Linked DNA regions of Homo sapiens: region 2 is linked to region 1. Evidence: chromatin contacts called from ENCODE Hi-C or POLR2A ChIA-PET data. All regions are on one chromosome and are shown on one strand. The core of a region is the stretch at or near the end of the contact, and the rest is flanking DNA. Distances in the headings are between cores, read along the strand shown.

What was found. A loop is a pair of places that touch in the nucleus more often than their neighbours do. ChIA-PET counts read pairs that join two places held with the same protein, here RNA polymerase II (POLR2A). Pooled maps may share reads with other maps.
Region 2: a loop to region 1 is called in a map of posterior vena cava, with 9 times the contacts of the local background. The contact joins two enhancer-like sites. A Hi-C loop is called at or near these places in 23 of 168 maps with a recorded cell type or tissue (CD14-positive monocyte, IMR-90, OCI-LY7 and 10 more) and 16 of 50 pooled maps. POLR2A ChIA-PET finds 5 or more read pairs at or near these places in 6 of 52 experiments (AG04450, MCF 10A, PC-9 and 3 more).

The regions. Positions count from the first base shown.
Region 1 is chr15:91,869,456-91,875,275 of GRCh38, forward strand. The region is part of intron 1 of SLCO3A1 (solute carrier organic anion transporter family member 3A1); the gene reads left to right. Among named protein-coding and RNA genes, the nearest start is that of SLCO3A1, 19 kb to the left of the region's middle. Within about 2 kb of position 3,201, at least 8 of the 41 ENCODE cell types and tissues checked have a DNase peak (open chromatin) inside an H3K27ac peak, as active enhancers do.
Region 2 is chr15:91,912,646-91,918,465 of GRCh38, forward strand. SLCO3A1 (solute carrier organic anion transporter family member 3A1) reads left to right here. Exons shown (of 10, transcript NM_013272.4): 2 at 3,348-3,813. Among named protein-coding and RNA genes, the nearest start is that of SLCO3A1, 62 kb to the left of the region's middle. Within about 2 kb of position 3,031, at least 2 of the 41 ENCODE cell types and tissues checked have a DNase peak (open chromatin) inside an H3K27ac peak, as active enhancers do.

The DNA.
Region 1 (5,820 bases), core at 1,951-4,450:
AACCCAGGAGGCAGAGGTTGCAATGAGCCAAGATGGCGCCACTGCACTCCAGTCTCTGTCTCAAAGGAAAAAAAAAAAAATTAAAAAATTAGCTGGGTGTGGTGCTGCATGCCACCACCCAGTCTCCCAGATATTTGGGAGACTGAGGTGGGAGGATCACTTGAGACCAGGAGATTGAGGCTGCAGTGAGCCGTAATAGTGCCACTGCACTCCAGCCTGAGTGACAGAGTGAGACACTATTTCAACAACAACAACAAAGAAAGGATCATTTGGGAAGTAGACACCCCAGCCAGCCACAGGGGTTTAAAACATCATCTTGGGGGTTGTGTGGAAAAAACTGCAGTTTGGATTGGAAAACTCTGTTTGTGTCCAGATTCAGGCTTCTTTTCACTACTTTGTTCTCAGAATAAAACTCTTCCAAGGCAGAACTGCAGGCTTTGTCCCTGCAGATGCTCACCTGCTCAGGTAAGCTTACCTCCTGGAGGAGCAGAGAATATGTGCATCCTGAGGGCTGTTCACAGAATTGGGGGAGAAGGGGGTCAGGGCAAGCTTGCCAGCTTCCTGCTTGCAATTCTGTGAATCGAGTAAGTTGCCAATCCTTCCCTTTGGGGAGGATTGAGTGGGGAAGTTAGAAGAGCAGATGCTTTTTCTCTGTTAATTTCCAGAAGGTGGACGTTCGTCTAGTCTATATCAAGGTATGAATTCTGGGGAAAGGGAAGAAGAATTTCTTGTTATTATTAGGAATATATCATTTTAGAGTTCTTTCTATTCTTATACATGGAAAAATGACTGGCTGAGTAGATATACTTATAAAATGTATGTTCTAAAAATAGCAGTAAGTTTAATTTCACTGAAACTTAACAGAAGACTTCAGTAAAACTGGAAAGAAGTAACTATCTTTTGCTACTAAATGTTGCTGTAGAAGTGTCCAAGGCCAGCCTTATTTTTCCTCCCTTAGAGATAATTTATTATTGCCTATAGGTTAGATATATGAGGAATCTTTTCTTAATATTTGACAGATAATTTAATTCTGATGTATATTACTGCTGTGTGATGTGTGTCATAGTTTTTGGAACTGGATGTGTATTTTCAATCAACAGATGCAATTCTTTATTAGTTTTGGGAGAATTTCTTTGTATTATCTCTTCAAACACTGGGTTCTATGCAGTGAATTCTCTGCTGTAAGGCACCAATTGTCTGTATGTTACATTGTCTTTGAACTCCATAGTTGTCTGTTTTGCTTCGATTACTTGAATCCCTTTTTTTTATCTGCATTCACCATGTTTATTTTTAGCTTTCCTCTAGTCAGAAAATTGATTTTAAACCATCTTTCTTTAGTCCTGTGTAGATTCTGTTTCATATCTTTATTTTCTAGGGTTGGCTTTAGTTTTCAACGTATTTCTTTAGATCTACAATCTTTTTTTTTTCCCTTTTTTAGATGTTGTCTTTGGGTTCTTGATGTATTGAACTCATATTCTTATTAAGTTCTATGGCTCAAAGATCTTTTGGGGGGTATCTTTCTCTGGCTGAGTTACGTTTTCTTTTATTTTGAGTTCTTTGTCTTTGACACCTACTGTTGCTTTCTTGCCTTTCCAGGAGTCTGTGTTTAAAGATAACCATGCCTTGTGGTTTTTCATTTTATTCTTGCTGAAGTAAATCAGGCTATATCTTTCTTTGATTTATTTATTTGAAGGCTATCTTTTTTCTTCTTGCTACCAAGCTGAAGTTTGAAGGCTGGTTTTTTGTTTCTGTTCATGCTTTCTGTAGCCTGAAGACTTATGAAATGTCTTGGGCCAGTTGAGCTGTAGCAGGTCGTATGCTGGGTGCTGAGTAGGCTTGGCTAGATGTGGTCTTGGCAGCTTTCACTTGTGGGATCTTTTGAAGGCCCTTTTAAGTGGGTTCGGTCTTCCTGTGTGGGGGGCACACACTGCACACCCTCTGGCAGTATTCTGTGGCCTCGGGTCAGCCTTGGGTTTCACGTTGGACTCCCAGAGTCTTCATTCCTTGCAGCAGAGATGATCAACACCACGGTTTATGCATCATCTCATCCTTTTCTCCCCAGCAGATGTTTTCTCTCTTCCCTAGTCAGAAGAAGAGAATATAGGGATAACTACTCAGGTGTTTTTTTCTAGATGTGGTGATATTGATGAAAACTCTCAGAATGTTTATTTATTCACTGTTTTGTCTTCCTGAGGGTGTTTGACTCAGGGCTCTGAGCCTTGCCACACTGGATTCTTTTTCCTTTATTTTATTTCCCAGGCACCTTTTGACTTTATGACACTGGGGTGTGCTCATTTTGTTTTTTTTTGGTTTTTTTTTTTTTTTTTTTTGGCTGATAAGTGTTTTATTTCAGGTTTAATTTTTTTTTAATTCAAATTTAGGAAGAGTGAGATTTTATACAGAGGTTTAATTCTACCATTTTAACTGGGAAATGTCTAGCAACATTTGAAAAGATTGTGTAATATTCCATTGTATTCCATTTCCCTATTTCTGTATGGTAGGTTGCTTATGGTTTTGTTTTGCTGATACAAATTCTGGTTGCTCATTTCTTTTCATTGTTTTGCTTTTCAGAATTACAAAATGGGATGATGAGTTCAAGGGATTGGTCACAAAAGATGTGGGGAGTCAAATCCTCTGTGGAAAGGGGAATTGCCTTCGTCGAGGATGTGGTGTGTGCCCGGGAGGACACAAGCAGTCTGATCGAACTCTCACACAAATCCCATGCAGTAGATGTCATTATTTCTCTTTTCCGTATAAGGAAATAGGGCTCACTTCTAGAAGTTAAAGAATGTGCTGGATGGGCACGGTGGCTCACGCCTGTAATCCCAGCACTTTGGGAAGCCAGTGCGGGCAGATCACGAGGTCAGGAGTTCGAGACCAGCCTGGCCAACGTGGTGAAACCCCTTCTCTACTAAAAATACAAAAAAATAGCCGGGCATGGTGGCAGTTGCCTGTAATCCCAGCTACTCGGCGGGCTGAGGTAGGAGAATCACTTGAACCCGGGAGGCGGATAGGTTGCAGTGAGCCGAGACCATGCCACCGCACTCCAGCCAGGGCAACAAAATGAGACTCCGTCTCAAAAAAAAAAAGAAAAGAAAAAAGAAGAAAGAAAGAACGTGCCCAAGCCCAAGTTGGCACAGCTAGTGTTTGATCTTGAGTCTCTTGGTTCCAGCTCTAAATTCCCTTCTCTTTGATCACACCACGCCTTGAAAAAATTCGCAGCTGAATGCTTCAGTGTCTTGAGTGTGTTGATATTATTTTAACATGTTACCACCTGTGAGAGAACACTGTTCTCACTCTCTCTTTTAAACTGAGGGAAAAGGTAATGAACATTGAACATGACTTTACTGGGACCAGAGAATAACTTCACCAGGGCCAGAGAATCTGTTCTCTGTTCCCTTCCTCCCCTTTAGGGCATGGTGGCGTCTGTAAGTGACAAGAGTGCTCTGAAAAAGACCTGTTATACATTCCAGGGCTGGTCACAGGGCCCCTGCTCCTGGCATGCAGCTACCTGCGTGCTCAGCACTCACCTGCGTTCCTGATTTGAACAGCCAGCCACTCAAACACATGGGCCATTATGTAATATTTCTGCCATAACAATTCCCACAAAATTACAGAGTGTTCTGTGTCAGTGTGAACAGACACTCTAATTAGTGTTTACTTGTTCAACAAGCGATCATTTTTCAAAATTTTAGTGCAAAATTACATTTACCTTATTCAAAAAGTATTCCACAGCGCTGAGTAACATGTTGATGTTTGCCAAAAGATGCTGATGGGAGAGCCATCTATTTACTGTGGGTGTCAGTTTTCTCCTCGAAAACAAAAGTGAGTACCATGCCATCTTACATGTGTGGAGTGTTCAGCCAGTTTCAGTGTTGTGGGATTATGTCATTTCAGACTGACAGCAACCCTGGGACATCTGTGGGGCAATTTTGCCCCACTTTTGTTTTTAATTCTATTATGACGAAACAAAAAAGTAGAAATTATAGTACAGTGGACACCCATGTACTCACCACCTAGGACTGACTAGTTGTTAAGATTTGACACATTTGCTTCATATATACAGCTACATTCATACACACACACACACACACACACACACACACACACATACATACATACATACTTTATTTCAGGACCATTTTAAAGTAAATTATAGAAATGATGACACTTCACACCTAAATACTTCAGTATACCTCTTCATAAACTATGGTCATTTCCCTATAAAACTGCAACCCTACTATCACTCCTAACAAAATTAAGTAGTCCCTAATTTCAATTAATACTTCCTACATATCAGATTTCTCCAAAATGTTCCCAAAATATCTCTATCGCAATTGCCATTTCTAGCTCTATACCTAGCTTTCTCTGGAACTATTTATTTGTTTATAAACAGCCACAAACCAATTCAAGATCATACATTTCATTTGTTCTATGATTTTGTGTCATTTCCTTTGTTTTTTTTCTTTATTGTGGAAAATTACACATAAAATTTACCATCTTAATCATTTTGAAGTGTACAGTGAACTCAGTGGTGTAGTAGTCCCCCTTGCTCTTGGGGGATATGTTCCAAGACCCCTGATATGGATGCCTGGAACCTTGGATAGTACTAAATGCTATATATGATATGGTTTTTCCTATATGTATATACCTATGATAAAGTTTAATTTATAAATTAGGCACAGTAAGATTAACAACAATAATAATTCAACATAATTATAACAATATGCTGTAATAAAAGTTATGTGAATGTGGTCTCTCTCAATACATCTTACTGTTGCTCACTATTTTCTGACTGTAGTTGACCTCAGGTAACTGAAAACTTGGAAGTGAAACTCTGGATAAGCGGGGACTCCTACATTAAGTATATTCACAACGTTGTGCAACTATCACCACCATCTACCTCTGGAACTCTTCTTCCCAGAGGGAAACTCCATACCCATTAAAGATCACTGCCCACTCCCCTTCCCCCAGCCCTGGCCACCACTGTTCACTTCCTATCTCTATGATTCTGACTACCCTAGGGCCTCATATACAGTGTTTGTCCTTTTGCAACGGGCTTGTTTCAGTCAGCATAATGTCCTCACAGGTCATCCAAGTTGGGGGCTGGGTCAGAATTTCCTTCCTTTTTAGGCTGAATTTTCCATAGTATGTATAGACCACGTTTTGCTTATCCAGTCGTCTGTCGATGGACACTTCCGTTGCTTCCACATGTTGGCTATTGTGAATAATGCCGCTCCGATCATCGCTGTAGAGCTTTCATCTGGAATAATTTCCCCACTTTTTCCCCACTAGGTTAACTTTTTGAAGGGGTTGGGTCAGTTGTCATTCCACAGAACATCTTCTGTAATGTTTCGTATTCTGAATGTATCTGATTATTTCCTCGTGGTTTCATTTAACTTGTCTCTTTTCTCTGTATTTCCTGTGCAATGGAAGTTAGCTTTTGCTTGACTAGATTTAAGTTTTGCTTGATTAGAGGAGATAATTGGTGAGGAATTCTTTCAAGTACATTGTATTAAAACACCTGGTTGACCCCTGCTCATGGTGCTAAGGCTGACCATGAGGTTGAGATGGGTGGTTACATCCACACCACTCCACATGAAACAGACATTTGCCGCCTTGAAGTTGGCAGACAGTCTGTGTTGGTGCCCTTTTAATAGATGAGTCAGTTGCTGAAATTCTGAGTAGGCTCTGACTTGGTTACCAGTGATCTCTACCATTTACTGAGCATCCGCTGTGTGTACCTGACACATGTCATCTCATTTAGTCCTTTAGGGGCGGCAGTGTTGTCCCACATTGTAGCTCATTGTAGGAGATCCT
Region 2 (5,820 bases), core at 1,781-4,280, 43 kb after region 1:
GTATGTCATGAGGCATCATGGCAAAAATGAGATACAGCTTCTGTTCTCTCCCTTCCCCCTACTTTGTTACCCTCCAGCCTCATGGTGGGTCCTAAAGCTGAAGACCTACCAGACTGCTTCAGCCACCTCTCCGGGGGTGACTTTCTAGGGGACCCCACCCAGACATGTTCTTTTCCACTTCTGCATCCAGTCCCCTTTGGACCTCTCAAGACTCACACAAAGGCCTGGGCGAGGCTCCCCAAAGCCCCCTACCTCCCAGGTCTTTAGGCTGCCTTCCTTTTTGTTGCCACATTGCATCACCTATTATAAACCTCTGGTAAATCATTTATTCCATCATGTATGTATGTTTGTTTGTGTTGCGAAGGAAAGTAGTAAATAAATGAATTTGTTTTTACTTGCCCAGACCCTTCAGACAGAACTTCTTTGGCAGTATTTAAAAGCCATTTGAATGATGCCAGGACTAGCTAAACTTCGTTTCTGAACAGCGGCAAACACCTGGTGTTTTAAAAGTAACAGTCTAATCACATAACTAGGGCTGAGTGATCTGCAAGCTGGCCTTGACTTGTCTAGAAAGCACAATAGAAATAGGAGTTGGGATCAGAATGCCAGAGATAGAGGGTGTCACAGATGTCATAACCCTGCTCTGCAGAGCTTGCCGAAGGCCAGGGCTGAAAGAGAGACCCCCAATAATGGGTGTCATGGCCTTAGCCCCGCGCTGCTCACTGCCATTAGAATCACCTGGGAGCTTTGAAAGCGTCCTAGGGCCCCCAGGCCACTCCCCAGACCAGTTCAGTCAGAACCTCCCAGGTGGGACCAGGCCTCTCAAATTTTTAGTGCTCCCCGAGTGCCTCCAATCTGCAGGTAGGATTGAGAACCACTAGGCTCAAGGAGTTTGTTTAAATATGTGGGTTTGAAAATGAGGCTAAGAGGAATCACCTGGCTATAGCATTTTTTTGGTTTGTTTTTTTAGTAACGGGAAATTGAATAGAAGCATGCTAATTAGCACAGGCGTATGTTTATATGTGCATAGATACACGTATCTGGACACTGCAGAGGTTGTAGATGCATGGACGTTTACAACAGTGTCCATATTTGTAGATTTGGAGGAAGGTTAGATCCATATGACTCTCCTTTTTGACCTTTCCTTAGTAGACACACCCGGTTGGTCAGCAGATCCAGCTCATTCTCCCTGAAATAGAACTCTGCCCTAAAATGCTTCTTACATCTTTTCCTGTTCATTTCCATTGCCAGTGTGTTGACGTGGCCTTTTCTTCTCCCCTCTCTCAATATGGCCCAGCTGTCTTCACTGCTGGCCTTCTTCCACCCTCCATTCACCACACCTGGTGTGACCCCTACACTATTAAACCTTTGCTGTTCTCCGGTGTTCACAGATAAATGATAATGATAATGGTTATAGCTGACCCTTCCCTAGCATTTACATGTATGTGTTGTTGACTCTTGACACCAGCTCTATGAGGTAGCACTCTTATCCCCCTTTTACAGATGGGGAAACTAACGCGCAAAGTAACTTGGTCAAGGTCAGCCAGAGTCAGGATGGACCCAGGTGGTCTGGCCCTAGAGCCTCTGTTTTGCTGCCTCTCTCCATGCACTCCTGCCATGTAGGAAGGGAGAGGCTGCTCTGTGCTAACAGACTTTTCATCCATTATTTTTAATCTTCACATCCCTCCTGCTGATTAGATATTATGATTCCTGTTTTGTAGAATCCAGGCTGGGAGAGTTTGAGTAACATGACTGAGGACACAGAGCTAAGGAAATAATAACAGGGGTTCAAACCAGGTTTTCTTCCCTCCATGATCTGTATTGTGTCTACCTAATTGCTCGGGATTGTCTAAATTCACCCCTGTGGCATTTGTGGCTCCTTACAATTTGTCCTCACCCCACCTTTCCAACTATTTTCTTCCTTTTTTTTTTTTTTTTTTTGGAAGCAAGGTCTCGCTCTGTTGCCCAAACTGGAGTGCAGTGGTGTGATCTCAGCTCACTGCAACCGCCGCCTCCAGGGTTCAAGCAATTCTCCTGCCTCAGCCTTCCCTGAGTAGCTGGGATTATAGGTATGCACCACCACGCCTCGCTAAATTGTGTATTTTTAGTAGAGAAGGGGTTTTGCCATGTTGGCCAGGCTGGTCTCGAACTCCTGGCCTCAAGTGACCTGCCCACCTCGGCCTCCCAAAGTGTTGGGATTACAGGTGTGAGCCACTGCTCCCGGCCCCAGCTATTTTCTCTTCCATGATGAAATCATGCCACCTATCTTTGGCTCATGCTGTTCCTTTTGCCTGAAATGTTCTTCCCTACTCAGCGAGGACATCATTCAGCTGTCAGATCTCCCATGACAAGGACTCTTGTCTTGCTCACAGCACCCTGCGTGGAATTTGCACACAGCAGCAGAGGGTAGCCATCTCATTTTCTTACCACTTTAAGAAGCCCTGTAAGAATGCATCTCCTCATGGCCCCCTTGGTGTGAGGTCTGCATCACACATCTCACCTCCAGTCCCTTTGTGTTATTCTTAGGTACATGTTTACCTTCTTGCTAGATGGCTTCTTCAGGCCAGATGTCCTCTCTCCATCACTTTTCTCTTGTGTCTAGGGCATTGCCTGGCAAGCAGCAGATGTTCGGTATATGTTTAACAAACATAGGGCAGACAAGAATACAAAAAAACGGGGGAAATCATAATATTCAGTTGGAGGGTACTTGGCAGGGTCATAGTGCTTAGAACAGTCAGGGGTGTATTTACCTGATGGCCTCTGGGGAAATGTACACTGGAAATTTCCAGACGGAAGCAAAGAGCAAATGATTACCCCGCTGGGCTGATTTAGCTTGTGCATTTTGCCACTTGGGTTTTGTTAAGTTTGTTTTTATTTTGAGGTGGGGGATAGGCTTTGCTAACCTCCTGCGGAAAATCTCCTGGCTCCTCTGTCTTCCTGGCATGGACTTTATCCCTAGTATATATTTGGGAGTGTGTGCAAACCGCGCACTTCAGGACTTTTATAGGTTTTCATGGGCTGTCTGTGGTGGAGGTCTGTGGGGGTGGGGAATGCAGTGTTTCCGGAAGAGGGTAGAAGCTTTCAGGATGGAAACAGGTGCCAGAAAAAACATTGTTGCTACTGGGAAAGTGAATTCGTTAACTGAATTAGGGTTATGATACTAAATAAACGTCTTTCTGATTCGTCAGGTTAAAAGGCATTTACACAGCTGCCTTTTTGCACCTGGCACCGGAGGCCAGGTGGGAGGGTCCCGGGGGGGATGGGCAGAGCGCACTGTCAGGCGGGAAGGAGAGGCTTCCTGGGCATCTTCTTGGATTGGCTCTGACCTTTCTTCTTGCCCCCCTCAGGTGAGCGTCCTGACCACCCTGGAGCGTAGGTTCAACCTGCAGAGCGCTGACGTGGGTGTGATCGCTAGCAGCTTCGAGATCGGGAACCTGGCGCTCATCCTCTTCGTGAGCTACTTCGGGGCACGCGGGCACCGGCCGCGCCTGATCGGCTGCGGCGGCATCGTCATGGCGCTGGGCGCGCTGCTGTCGGCGCTGCCCGAGTTCCTGACCCACCAGTACAAGTACGAGGCGGGCGAGATCCGCTGGGGCGCCGAGGGCCGCGACGTCTGCGCAGCCAACGGCTCGGGCGGCGACGAGGGGCCCGACCCCGACCTCATCTGCCGCAACCGGACGGCTACCAACATGATGTACTTGCTGCTCATTGGGGCCCAGGTGCTCCTGGGCATCGGTGCTACCCCTGTGCAGCCCCTGGGCGTCTCCTACATCGACGACCACGTGCGGAGGAAGGACTCCTCGCTCTATATAGGTAGGAGCTGCCCCAGCCGTATTAGCAAGAGACCAGGGTGTGTTGACCATGGATAAAAGGTGGCCTGGTGGACTTTGATTTTGCCAGAGTACTGGTTCTCAGACTTGGCTGCACACCTAGTGTTCTTGAAAAATACTCATGCCTGGGGGTGCAACCTGGGCATTGAGACGTTTTTAAAAGTTCCCAGGTGATTCTTGTGAGCGGCCGAATTTGAGCTCCACGGGGCTAGACCACTAACACCGCTTCAGTGGGAAAACATGATCGGGAGGAGTTGTATGTTTATCTCTTCTTTTTGAGTGCGTATGTGGACTTTGGGCTTTCTGATATTAGCCACCAAGGTATACTTGGGGTCTACACATTGGAAACTCCAGCTTTGAAGAATCAGAATGATGTCCTGGTCATTGTCCTGTTGCAGCTCAAAAGGAGAGGTGATGGCTTTGCCAGCATTTGGCATCATTCGAAGTTGGTGACTTCCGGTAATTTTTTCAATAATGGAAGTATGCATGGGAATTGGGTATGTAGAGAGAAATAAGGTATTTGTGTTTTGAAAAGTTATTTTTCACGGTCAGAGTTTCTGATGTTTTATACTGGAAGGATGGAAACCACTTGTGCGTGGGGGTTAAGAATCATCTGAGTGGCAAGTTGTTTATTACGTGGCGGGCAGTGTTTTCAGTGGCTGCGGTGGGCTCTGTTGGATGGCAGCGTGCAAGGTGAGGGCTGGCCAGCCCCGCATCTCTATCCCTTGTTTACAAAGTATAATTCTGTCTCCTGCCAGCTGCTGGATTTTTCTGACATCCCCAGTCACTGAGTGCTAAGCTTTGAAAACATTACCTCTACCCAGGGAAGCTTTATGCCTCCCAAAAGCAATGTGCCTTGAGGTAGAAAGTTAATTATATTATGGAGTTTTAAGTGAAAATAGAATTTGAACTGGATTTGACATAAAGGTTCCTATCTGCCAGGCTTCAAGCTTGCTGAGATAGGATGGTTTGGAAGCAGGACACACCGAAATGCAGATTTTTCTCTGTGTCTTTCTGGCCCAGCTTTGGAGTAGACGCGTTTACTGAACACGGATGTTGCACGCGGATGTTCTGGCTGGCTGTGAGCAGGCTCTGGGCAGGAAAGATGGAAGGAATGCGCCTCTCCATTCAGAGGATGGAGCACCAGTGAGCCTAGTCACCAGCTACCTATGGAACAAAGGGGAAGAGAAAACGGCTCAGGCCAGAGATGGTTAGGGGTTTCCATTATTACCTGAGAGTGGTTATGGTGGAGGAAGGGAAACTAAGGTAATCATTTTTCTTTCATTGCCTTAAGTCTTGAGTGAAAGCCGCTCCACGTGAGTTTTTTGCACACCAGATCATGGACTACAGCATGTAGCCACAAAGGTCTCCTGAGGTCCACCCTCTGACTTGACTGATGTCACCCTAGGGCTCTGGGAGAGTTGTTTTCTGGTAGGAATAACAGGAAGTAGATCAATCAGAGCACAGGGAATGAAATGGGGAGTGAAAACCTGAATTGTTGTCTCTGCTGATAGAATCAAGTAGAAAAATTTCTCCCCAGAGTCACCCCTGAAGTCCTAACAGTGCTGTATCACTTCTGCCTGGGGCTTCCAGCCGTAGTCACTGAACCCTCTTCTGGAAGTGTCTCCTGATGAGTTAAGCTGTGCTGTTTCCCCACACTGGGTGAGGGTTGGTTTGAATGTGCCAAAAGCTTTATGGTGAGGAAGCACTTTGGTTTGGGACATGGGGGTGTGGGAGGTGGAGGCGTGGACAGTAGGGCTGATCATTTGAGGCAGAAGGCCTTCTTGAATTCTGAGGCCTTGTCTGTGGGATTTGCATTGAGTCTTTGGTAGGAAGAACTATTCAGCCAAATTTCTATTTGGTCACCCCATTCCTCTGTGATAAGTCTGAGTTGGGGGAGTGTCTCTTTGCATGACATACGAACATCTTGGTGGCTCTGTTACATATGGCCAGATTCCAAAACATCGTAGCCCATGCCATGGAGATGATA